Linked DNA regions of Homo sapiens: region 2 is linked to region 1. The links are chromatin contacts, found by Hi-C or POLR2A ChIA-PET in ENCODE. All regions are on one chromosome and are shown on one strand. Each heading gives the region's core, a stretch centred on a gene start or an enhancer-like site at or near the end of the contact. The rest is flanking DNA. Distances are from core to core; before and after follow the strand shown.

Evidence for each region. A loop is a pair of places that touch in the nucleus more often than their neighbours do. ChIA-PET counts read pairs that join two places held with the same protein, here RNA polymerase II (POLR2A). Pooled maps may share reads with other maps.
Region 2: a pooled map shows a loop between it and region 1 (3-fold over the local background). The contact joins two enhancer-like sites. A Hi-C loop is called at or near these places in 5 of 50 pooled maps. POLR2A ChIA-PET finds 5 or more read pairs at or near these places in 3 of 52 experiments (T-cell, WTC11 and activated CD4-positive, alpha-beta memory T cell).

Annotation. Positions count from the first base shown.
Region 1 is chr16:78,891,649-78,897,033 of GRCh38, reverse strand. The region is part of intron 8 of WWOX (WW domain containing oxidoreductase); the gene reads right to left. Among named protein-coding and RNA genes, the nearest start is that of WWOX-AS2, 390 kb to the right of the region's middle. Within about 2 kb of position 2,018, at least 4 of the 41 ENCODE cell types and tissues checked have a DNase peak (open chromatin) inside an H3K27ac peak, as active enhancers do.
Region 2 is chr16:79,281,269-79,286,653 of GRCh38, reverse strand. It overlaps a transcript of MAF not described here. Among named protein-coding and RNA genes, the nearest start is that of MAF, 320 kb to the left of the region's middle. Within about 2 kb of position 2,938, at least 3 of the 41 ENCODE cell types and tissues checked have a DNase peak (open chromatin) inside an H3K27ac peak, as active enhancers do.

The DNA of each region.
Region 1 (5,385 bases), core at 769-3,268:
CTGATCTCAAACTCCTGGCCTCAAGTGGTCCACCCTCCTCAGCCTCCCAACATGCTGCGATTACAAGCATGATCCACTGAACCTGGCCCTGGAATGTTCTATATCTTAACTGGGGTGGTGGATCCATGATTATGTACACGTATACATTTTTCAAAATCCAGAGAACTGTATATTTAAAATATGCTAATTTTATAGAACATAAATTATGTAAATTATGTCTCAATAATATATGTATATGTATGCATATACATTTTCTCTCTCTCTCACACACACACACACTTCTGTGAAGAGAATTATTCCACAGGCCCAATTTTATATTAGTAAAACAGACCTTACTTTTGAGTGCTACAATCCAATCGACAAAAATGCTTGAAAAGGTTAAGATTATTTATGAAAATGTTTACTAATTACTATCTGAGTACATCAAGCTTTGTGGAAAGAGAGTAGGCTTCAGTGTCATATGTCCCAGGTCATTATGATGCGTTTGCTTCTCATTAGCTATGTGACCTTATGCAAGTTAATGATCAGCCTCAGACGGTTTTTGACGGAAGGGGTAGGGGAAGCAACGCTGGCCTCACAAGTTTGCGGTGTGGCTTCAGTGTGCTAACGGATGTAGAATACACGATTCAGGGCCCCAGGTTTTGTTATTACCATCAGTGGTCCCAGCCCGTTTTTGATAACTTTGTAAACACCAAGTGGTTTTGGGAAGCCAGTCATTCTACAATCCTTTTCCCAAATTTTTGTCTCTGAAAATGACTAAGCAAATTTACAAAAACAATTGGAAACAACTTGGTGACTTTTTTTTTTTTTCAAATGGGTAAGTGCATTCCGGATATAATTATGTTTAAAACATGATTCAGCACACTTTATTTCTTCTGAAGTATTTCTATTTCCTTCTTTTATAAAACCTACTATTTCTATCTTATTTTTAAAGATCAATTGCCTGCATGTTTTCAGAGCCCTTTCAGAAATATCTTTGGTTATTACTCATCTGTGAAAAGGAAATTTAAACAAAGTTTGAGAACTGTTCATTTCTCAAAAAAGACAGTGGAATTGAGTATCTGTTTCCTGGGATGTTAAGTCAGCGTCAAGACCAAATTCATGAGATTGTTTTCCAAAGAGAAGACAGGAGTAATACGAAAGAATGACTGAGGTTTCATGAACTGTATCAGCTTCCTGGCATGAGAGCACTCGACTTTATATAGTCGGATACTGTGAGTCAGTTGACATTGTTCTTAAGAAAACTTGTTTTTGTTAGCATCTCAGAATTTGCCAGAGCCATATTACATTTAAGTCTTGCGTTCCTCAATCAATTTGACCAATGAACTTTTTGAAGATCAATGGGCAAGATAATAGTAGTAGAAGGAAAACACCAATGATAGTTATTTCTCATTTGGGGTCAGCATTGCCAAGCTGCTCAGGGTTTCCATGGCATCATTTCCAAACCCTCCTATTAAATTCTAAAGGAGAATAGATCTTTGCCTGTGGACAGTGTAAATTTGACAACAAATACAGGGTTGATAGACTGGTGGAATAGAAAAACACAAGAAGCTACGGGATGGAAGCTAGGCCATCGTCACCACTGCCATGGGGCAGAACAGAAAGAAGCATGATGTTTTGACCCCACAGAGGAGACAACACTCAAATCCTCTTCAGTGAACGGCTGTGTTTCTAGGGTACTGGGAATGAGAAAGGAAGATGTTGTATGCACAGAAACTTAAGTTATTTTCTTAATGCATAATTAAGAAAAGAAAAGAAACCCACAGAAAAGTGAGGCAAACCCACTGATAAACAGGCAGGTTCTATTTCTGTTAACTGGGTAAGCCCAGATTCTTTAAAAGTGATTTTAAAGCCGTTGATGCTATCAACTTTGAAATGTGGTTTGAAAAAGCGGATATTACACTTTAGCATATGCCTAATAACTGCCCTCACCATGGAAACATTGAAGGCAGAAACCATTGTGTTTGTTTTCCTAATCGTACTACCAAGATAAGACATAGAGTTCTCGTAAACCGGTGCCCGGCGGCATGATGGGATCTCCAGCTTCTGTACACCTAGTTGTGGAGGTGGATCCTGGGTGGATCCATTGGAACTATCGTAATAAGAATTAGTCCCGTCATCAGATAATTTCTGATTGAAAATTCCGAGAACTGAGTTATGCACAGTGCTCAGTTAGTCACTGTTTTTCTCATAATAGCCGCATTGTGGAAAACTGAAGCCGGTCTTGGGGTCTCAAGGTCAACTTCATATGATAAACATCTTCAAGGCATGATTTTAGTCCCGTCTTCTTTCCCAATCTTGTTTAATTGCAACGTGGCCTTCCATGCTATTCTCTCTATTGTTTCCACAGCCTCTCTCCACCTTGAGACACACACAAGCAGGCTGGGTAGGTATAAGTACCACCTTGCTCCCTCGACACATTAATCAATTTGTTTCATGGAATAAAAAAGAAGACAACCATCTCCAGTTGAAAATTAGAATCAGGCTGGATTACAGCTGCAGCAATGAACTAGGTAGAGCAGAAAGCCAAACTCAAGCCTGTGTTTCCAACCAGTAGAGAGGCTGACTACAAACAATAATTTAGACAAAAAATAGTCTAGGACTTTATGATCTACATGCTTAAGCATCACTGAACATTACTAACTTTGAAGTTCAATATTATACTTGGAGGTGTATCCTTTGCTGTGCTGGAGAGAAGCAAAGAACCAGGCTTGAGTCTAAAATATTCCCATTAACCCAATAACACAACAATTAGATGTGTGTGTATGTGTTGTATAACTCTTTAAAACTAAACGATCAAGGCTAACTATGGAAATAAAAGTGAACATTAACAATTGCCACAGTACACTTGCCTGTAGCTCCAGCTATTCAGGAGGCTGAGGTGGGAGGATTGCTTGAGCCCAGGAGGTCAAGGCTGCAGTGAGCCATGACTACACTATTGCACTCCTTCCTGGGCAAGAAAGCAAGACCCTGTCTCAAAATATAATAATAATAATAATAATAATAATAATAAAAGCCTCAATAAAAGACATTACTCTATGGTAATCAGGGATACCTGGTACTCAAATACATCACAGACACAATATCTGCTCAGCTGGTAACAAATCTGTCAAGGAAAATATTGCATATCAACTCAAAAGATGCATCTAGAAAATCTTGTGTTCTAGCTTGCTAGAAAACAAAAGATACTGTGTGAGTGTGATTTCCTCTTACCTCTGTGAAGCAAAAGTGTGATCGATGAAGGTGAGAGGGGCAGGGAAAGACAGAGAAAGGCACGTAATGTATGACAGACATTTTCTGGAACAAGGGGAAGCTAATGAGTTCACAGAAGTGCTAGAAGGGCCCCTGGAAAATACCAGGGAACCTCAGACAAAAGAGTCTCCCAGGCAAGGAAGAAAACAACAATACATGAAATATTGGCTGCAACATTTAAGCAAAAATTAAAATGGCAGCCATGTGGGCAGAAGTGGAAGGAGCTGAGTCTGAGAGAGGAGTGGGTGGAGGAGGAAGTGTCTTAGGCAGTGACCTCACCCTTCTCTATTTCAGGCACTTGTTCTAGCCTGGAGATGGTTTCCTAAGTAGCAACAGAAAAATAAAAGAAAAGAGAAGTCAATCCAAACTATTTAAACATAAAGAAAATATACTGAATGGGGGAGCCTGGTATGACAGCCTCTTGGATTCAAACCATGTGAGAGGGGACAGGCGAAAGGACTGGTATTTTTCGAGGCCTGACTCTGTGCTTACTGTGGCACTGGGAGGTTGGCAGATAAAAAAGAAGAATGTCTTCCCTTATTTCAGGCATAAGATGGTCAAGAGGGGCATCCCCACTTTTTTTTTTTTCTAGCTATAGTCATTCCATCTCATAGTCGTGTGTCTTTGTGACCCTGTCAGCCTGGAGAGCCTCCTTTTCTGTGTGGGTAACTACAGTTTACTCAGCAGGGTGGAGATGGAAACTCCTGACTCCAGTGCTCCTCTGACCTCACGGTCTGCTTTGAGGACCCCTGCTCTGCTACCAGAGAAGCTGGGCTTCCTGCTGTCGCTCTTGAAGGAAGGAATCCAAGGCATTACTGTTAAGCTACCTGTGAGTGCTTAAGGACAGAAAAGACCCTTCATTGCCCTTTGTAACCAAGCCTAGGACTTGGCGTAGGAGATACCAATGAATGAAGCCAACATGCTCAAACAGCAGAGTTCCTTAATCCAATTGGATCAGCAGCCCTTGGCCTAACTGCAGGTTGGTCCAAATCGTGGCTAACAAAACTCTACAACAGAGGTTAGAAAGTTGTGGGATGCCATCAACAGGACACCGGCTCCTATAGTATCACAATCACCTGCCCAAAAGACAATGGATCCTCACCTAGCCCAATGCTGGCCTAATTGTTTTGCTTTTGGCAGGTGACCTTGTGTTTCACACACGCAGAATCTCAGTAGATAACACAGGTAAAAGTGGAGCTGCTTTGGATAAAATGTGGAGGAAGAACGCTCTGAACAAGAATGTTGTCGTCCAGCTCCCACTTCTTGACATGTGTTCTGGACAGCGGGGGTGACCTGTCCATGACCACCGTTCCAACTAGAGGTAGAACCAGGCCTAGAACGTCTCTTGCACCAACATGAAAGGATGTTTCCCTCATTAGAGTATTAATTTCTCGAAGGCATCTCATCAGCCATCCTGTGACCCCAGAGTCCAGGAACGCACACAGGTGCAGAAGCCATTTGATTTTAGCATGTGGTTCATTTTTTTTTATTTTAGCATGTGGTTCATCGAGTACCTCTTGCCTCTTGAGATTAAAGAGGAGCTAGGGTTGCTAATGGTTGACTTCCTCTTCTTCTTTCCAATCCTTGAATTTCGTATGCAATTTCTTAGATTCCGCTGGTCTCACTGCCAGTAGAAAATTAGTATGAAACAGAAAACATGGTTTGGCAAGTGACAATGTTTAGCGAGAAACAGAAGACATTCACTAAGCAAGGAAAAAAACCCATTTTATCAGACACACTTTTTACTTTATTATAGGCCTGGAGTTTTAAAACACTATTACTGACAGCTTAAATATCCTAGGTTATGATTTCTCAAGCTAGGGAAGACCTCCCCGACCTACACTGACCATATCAAAGAACTGAAGCAAACTCCGGAAAACCAACTCTGCTCCTTCATTTGTTAGAGTTGATGAAGTATAACTGGTCATTATTTAAAGTTTAATTTTTTTTTCCTTTGCCTTCATATATGAAATTTCTCACTGGGACATTTCAGTGCTCTTAGAAGAATACCCAGCAGTGGATTCGAAATCATTTGTCATCTTTCAAGATCTGAGACTCTTTCTTGACCAATTTAGAAAAGAAGGATGTTAGAGCAAACAGACAGCTTAGCTGCTAATGACGGGCAATAGTTCA
Region 2 (5,385 bases), core at 1,689-4,188, 390 kb before region 1:
CACCAGTATGTATGCCTGGATAGATATTTCAATAGATGTGTCTTTGCCTATGCTGAAAAAAGTGAGTGAAAGAAGTATTATTGTTCAAGTGTGCATGCACATATACACGTGTGCATGCAAGGATAATGGTGTGGCAAATAAATGTGTGAGTGAAGATGAGAAACAGCATACTGCCAAATGTATCAAGAACCCACTAAGTAGTTGGCAGTGAATTTATGCTATGAAACTATCTGCTACTTGATGGTGGGGCCAACTTTTCAATATCAGGTGACCTCAGCTTCCTTCTCTAGCAGAGGATAGTACAGAGGACTTTTCTAAGAAGGTTCCATAGTTTCTGTAGGCTTCACTTTGCATCATCACCTCATTTTCCAAACCAAACTTGCCTGTTCACCTAGATAGACTTTCTGGGGAGAGTCTTTGGAATGCTGTAAATTCTAAACGGTTTTTAAACAAAAAAGTATTTAAAAAGTATTTTAAAAGTATTTTAAAAGAAAAACCAGCTAGCTACTGCTTATTAAGGGCTGACTAGTTGGCCCATATCACCCAGATGCCTATCAATATTGATCTTATTTGATCTCTCAATAAACTTATTAGGTAGGAACTGTTATCATTTCCTCTGTAAACTGAAGTAGCCAGTGGGAGGTAGGGCCAGGGTTTAAACACACACTGTCGTGCTGTAGAACCCAAACTGTACTGAGTCATCGTCCCTAAATATGGGGGCAGAGATGGTGCCCCTTTGGCTCAGCCAGTTGTGCAGTGGGAATAATTTGCCACACTGCCCTTAGGAACAGTGGTCCCTTCTGTGAGCACCAGAATTGCTCCTGGAAAGAATGGCAGTGCAGACCTCAGTGTGCGCTGGTCACGTTGGGGAAGTCACCTCCCGCCTTCCTGCAGGACGTCAGTGCCCTCATTTGGTGGTGAGTCCTGCGGTGCCCTCTGGCCTTGCGGAATCCAGCTCCTGAGCAGCACACTTTCAGGATTTCAGGGTGGTTTCTGAGTAATGGATTCCCCACCCCTGGAGGCCACCAGAATCACCATGGTAAACTTCCTATAAAAGCAACATCCAGAGTCCCACTCCCAGAAATTCAGAGTCAGCGGTTCTAGAGAGGAGTCAGGAGCTTGCGTTTTGCACAAGCCTTCCCTGCTCCCCACACCTAGGGGACTCTGATGTAGGTGTCCAGGGACCAAATTTTCGGAAAAACTGCTGTCCCTATTTTCCAGCTGTACAGCTTAGGCATTCTCGTCCCTAATCCTAAAGGAGCTATCAAGAAGGAAGCCCTAATTCTAGGTCCAAGGCCACTCGTGGCTAAACAGTGCCCAGAATGGACCTAAGGAAAGCGGGGCCGTATATATTATGGCTTAAAGACCTAACGAAAGGGGGGCCGTATATATTAAAAATATTTTTTTAATAGATATTTTTTCCAAAGTCCAGTCTGCACTGACAGGCAATATTTCTTTAAAAGCTGCTGGGGAGAGCAGCAGACAAATGCCTATGAAGCCAGGCATCCCTCAAGGAATTTAAATGGGTCAGGAACTCTTAAAGAATTTAAATGAGCATGAAATAGGTATGGAAGGTTTTCTGGGCCAATATGCAAGCCAAATAGTAAATAACTATTTTCAGCACTGAGTTTGGTTGGCAAATTTGCATATACATGTGATGCCGTACGTTTCTATTTTTACCATGTAAATCTGCAATCTGTAAAGAGAGCCGCGTGCCTTCGTGGAAATCCAGGCTTGGACTGTTGGCTGGGGGGAGAGCTGATTTTCAGTCTGGCTGGACCCAGAGTTCTGTATTTTTAACGAGTCCAGGTGACTGAGAGATGAGCAGAAAAGAGGCACGGTGCACACTTGAAGTTTGTTCTCAGGTTGAGCCCTCATAGTGCCCAGATTTCCCCCAAAGCAAAGTGTTCATGCCTGAAAAACGGAAGTTAAAGTGGAAAGTTTGACATTTTCCTGTGACACCAGCCCTGCACAGTTTGAAACAACTTCCCAACCTTTCTTAAAAAGTCACCCTTGTTTTATGACTAACATTATTATTATCGATGATTATATCATTGGGATTATTATGATGATGGTCAAAATGTGAGAAAAGCATTGGCAGACATCTGCCGAACTAGAAATATCTCTGCTCTCTTTCCTGGTGCCCTTTTATGTTAGGCGTCTGCAATGAGCTAGATGTAAAGGTTTTGGGTAAATTTTTTGATGCCTTACTTTAGGCCCAGCATATAGTTGCCACTCAGGTATTTTGTAATTACCCAGTGGAACCCTCTAAGGGGTGATGTTGCCAAGTGAATGGGGCATTTGCCTTTGGATGGTGTGGAAGTAGTACCCGTCCTTCACCTTTTCTTGCTGCAAGAATGCATATGGCAGAAAGAAGGAAGTGCAACATCTTTCATATCAAGACCTTCATACCAAAGGGAGTTCTGCTGGGGTAGAAGGCGGATGGAGGTGGTTTGCCATAGCTTGTTTGCTTTAAGCTCCTGGGCGCAAAGCTTGCTGAAGGGTCAGTGGTGTTCTGCTAAATCGCCACTTAATACCAGCAATTTCTAGCACAAATATCAGGAGATTAACTTTATTAAAATACCTTGTAGTTGAGGAACATGGTAAGTGTAAATTTGTGCTAAAAGGACCCTTGTTCTGCCATCAATCACTACTATGGGGCTTTGTCTTTTTTTTTTTTTTTTTTGAGGAGGAGGTGCAGGGGGTAGATTATGGTTTCACTTAAATGGAAGGTGAGTGAAGCAGATTAGCTCCCCAGCTACCCCGTGCAGGAGACACTGGCATGTCTGTTTGAGGACAGGCCAAGCAGCTTGGTGAAAGTTCAGGTGCATCTGCCCAAGGTCTCTGGAGGTAGTGCAAGTGCCAAAGCAGCGTGCAGGTTCTGTGCGGCCTGTGCTTAGTTCTCAGATACTTTCATTTTCAGAATATTAGTTCCTTTGTCAGAGCTAACCCAGAGTCTGTAATGATTGCTGAGCAATTGGTTATGGCGACACTACCATATTTGGACAATTTTCAGAAACTACCTAAGATTTTTATGACAGCTTCAAAGACTTGCAAAATGTTTTTTAAGAGATCTTTTTAATCGTTTTTTAAAAGTTTGTCATTCCCTTTCTTTCAGTCATCAGAAAAGCATATAGGTGACCTAAAGGCGTTGGATGTAGAATTTGGGACTACAAATTAAGCATTTGAGGATCTTTTTAAAATACAAAGATTTATGCTTACACTGCTCTAGAATGAGGAGAACTTTTTACCAATTTTAAGAAGCTTTTAAAAAGAATATATTGCAAATTCTAGCCCAAAGTGTAAACTTTCTGGAATGTACTTATTGTGAACTGGGAGGAAGTTTCATATGTCTAATGTAACATGGCGTGCTTTTCTAGAAAGATGGTTTTCTTTGTTCATCATTGAGTTTAAAAATTATTATCTTACACAAACCCTATCCATTCATCCATTCATCCATCCATCCATTCATCCGTCCATCTATCCACTCACGCCATAAATATGTGAAGGACATTCACAATGCCTGGTACTGTGCTGGTTGCAGTTACCAGAGATACAAAGATGAATCAGAAACATTCCCTATTCCCCACCCTCAAGGAGCTCAGAATCTGGTACAATAGACCCTTGGCAGGTGCAGGTTTGACATTTGTGGTTTTGACTATTTGTGAGTAACCCAAAGCTTTATGACTTCCTAACTTGTCATTTTTGCTGCTTCATGGGTTTGAAACATGCCTTTGATGAAACTCATAAGCAAATAGGACCCTTTGGATTAATGAATGGGTTTAGCTGACAGCCCACAGTCCACCCTGAGACTAGCTTTGTAGTTCTGCACCCAAAATCATTCTCCTCAGGCGATAAAATACTGTTCAAGGGAGAATATTAAACCCCCAGATGAAACCACCTGCCAATGCTATTTATTAAACTAAAGAGAAAGTAAAGAGATCTACTTACAGTTTTGATTGGAGAGATCATATGACAAACTGATACTGAGTAATTTGAGAATTTGCACCTTCCTAATCTAAAAGGTCTTCTTTGGCTAAAGAGAGTTGAGTTCATTCTGTTACCGTAGCCTTTGGGGAAGCGGTGACTGTGGGGCCAGTTATAAGTATTCCTGGGACTCCAAGTTGCAGGACTTCTGTCACTTAAAGATTCAGATCACCTTAAAGATTCAGGCTCCCACTCTTTGGTGACACCATTAATATTTTCCTTTTAGAGGAGGGATACCCTAGTGCCCACATCACTGATGCTACATTAGTGGTTATTCTGGTTCTGCTGTTTTTATGATCACAAAGTTAAAAGAGAAATTGATCCACCAACCTCCTAACAGTTTTATAATCTCCTCTCCCAGGGAACTTGGGGTGGCTTCCTTAATGCCTGGGCCATGGATATTTACAAAATACCACTCCGAGTCTCCATTCCACTTTGAAACCACGGGTGTCCCCAGTTTAGACAGACTTTTGGCTTCCTAATTGGCATTTCTAGAACTCATGGCACTAGGCTAATTTTTGTATTTTTAGTAGAGACGGGGTTTCACCATCTTGTCCAGGCTGGTCTCGAACTCCTGACCTCGTGATCCAACAGCCTCGGCCTCCCATAGTGATGGTATTACAGGCATGAGCCACTGCACCCGGCCTTTTTTAACTCTTACCTTCAAGACCCAGACACCAGGACTCCTGTTGGATTGTTCCATATCAAACTATCCTGGGGTGAGATTGCAGATCAGTATCCTCATTGTGGTCCTTGCTAGCCACACACAGAAATGCAGGGTTCTACAATTAATACAGGAGTTTAGGGGAGAGTGTGTGCTGTAGGCGTAAAGGATTGTAATGGATTTTCCGATGAGCACTTTAGGAGGCTGAGGCAGGCAGATCACAAGGTCAAGAGATGGAGACCATCCTGGCCAACATGGTCAAACCCCGTCTCTACTAAAAAGACAAAAATTAGCTAGGCGTGGTGGTGCACCTGTAGTCCCAGCTACTGAGGAGGCTGAAGAAGGAGAATCGCTTGAACCTGGGAGGCGGAGGTTGCAGTGAGCCGAGATGGCGCCACTGCACTCCAGCCTGGCGACAGAGCAAGACTCCCTCTCAAAAAAAAAAAAAAAAAAAAAGTCTTCAAAGAGTGAGCTTTCTCAAGGTGCTTGAGATGGGATTTCATATACAAACAACTGAATTACAAACCTTTTTTCAGGAATACAGCTCACTTGCTTAAAGCAAGGCTCACCTTAAATATTTGGTATTAAGTACCCTATGGCTCTCTTTTTTATTTGTTATGACCTCTGACTTCTTTTATTAAACCATAGATTGTATTTTCTAACTCTTTTTAGAGGCTTTCTTTCATCTTTCACGATCATCCCCCTAGACTTTGGGATTAGCTGGAGCATTTACC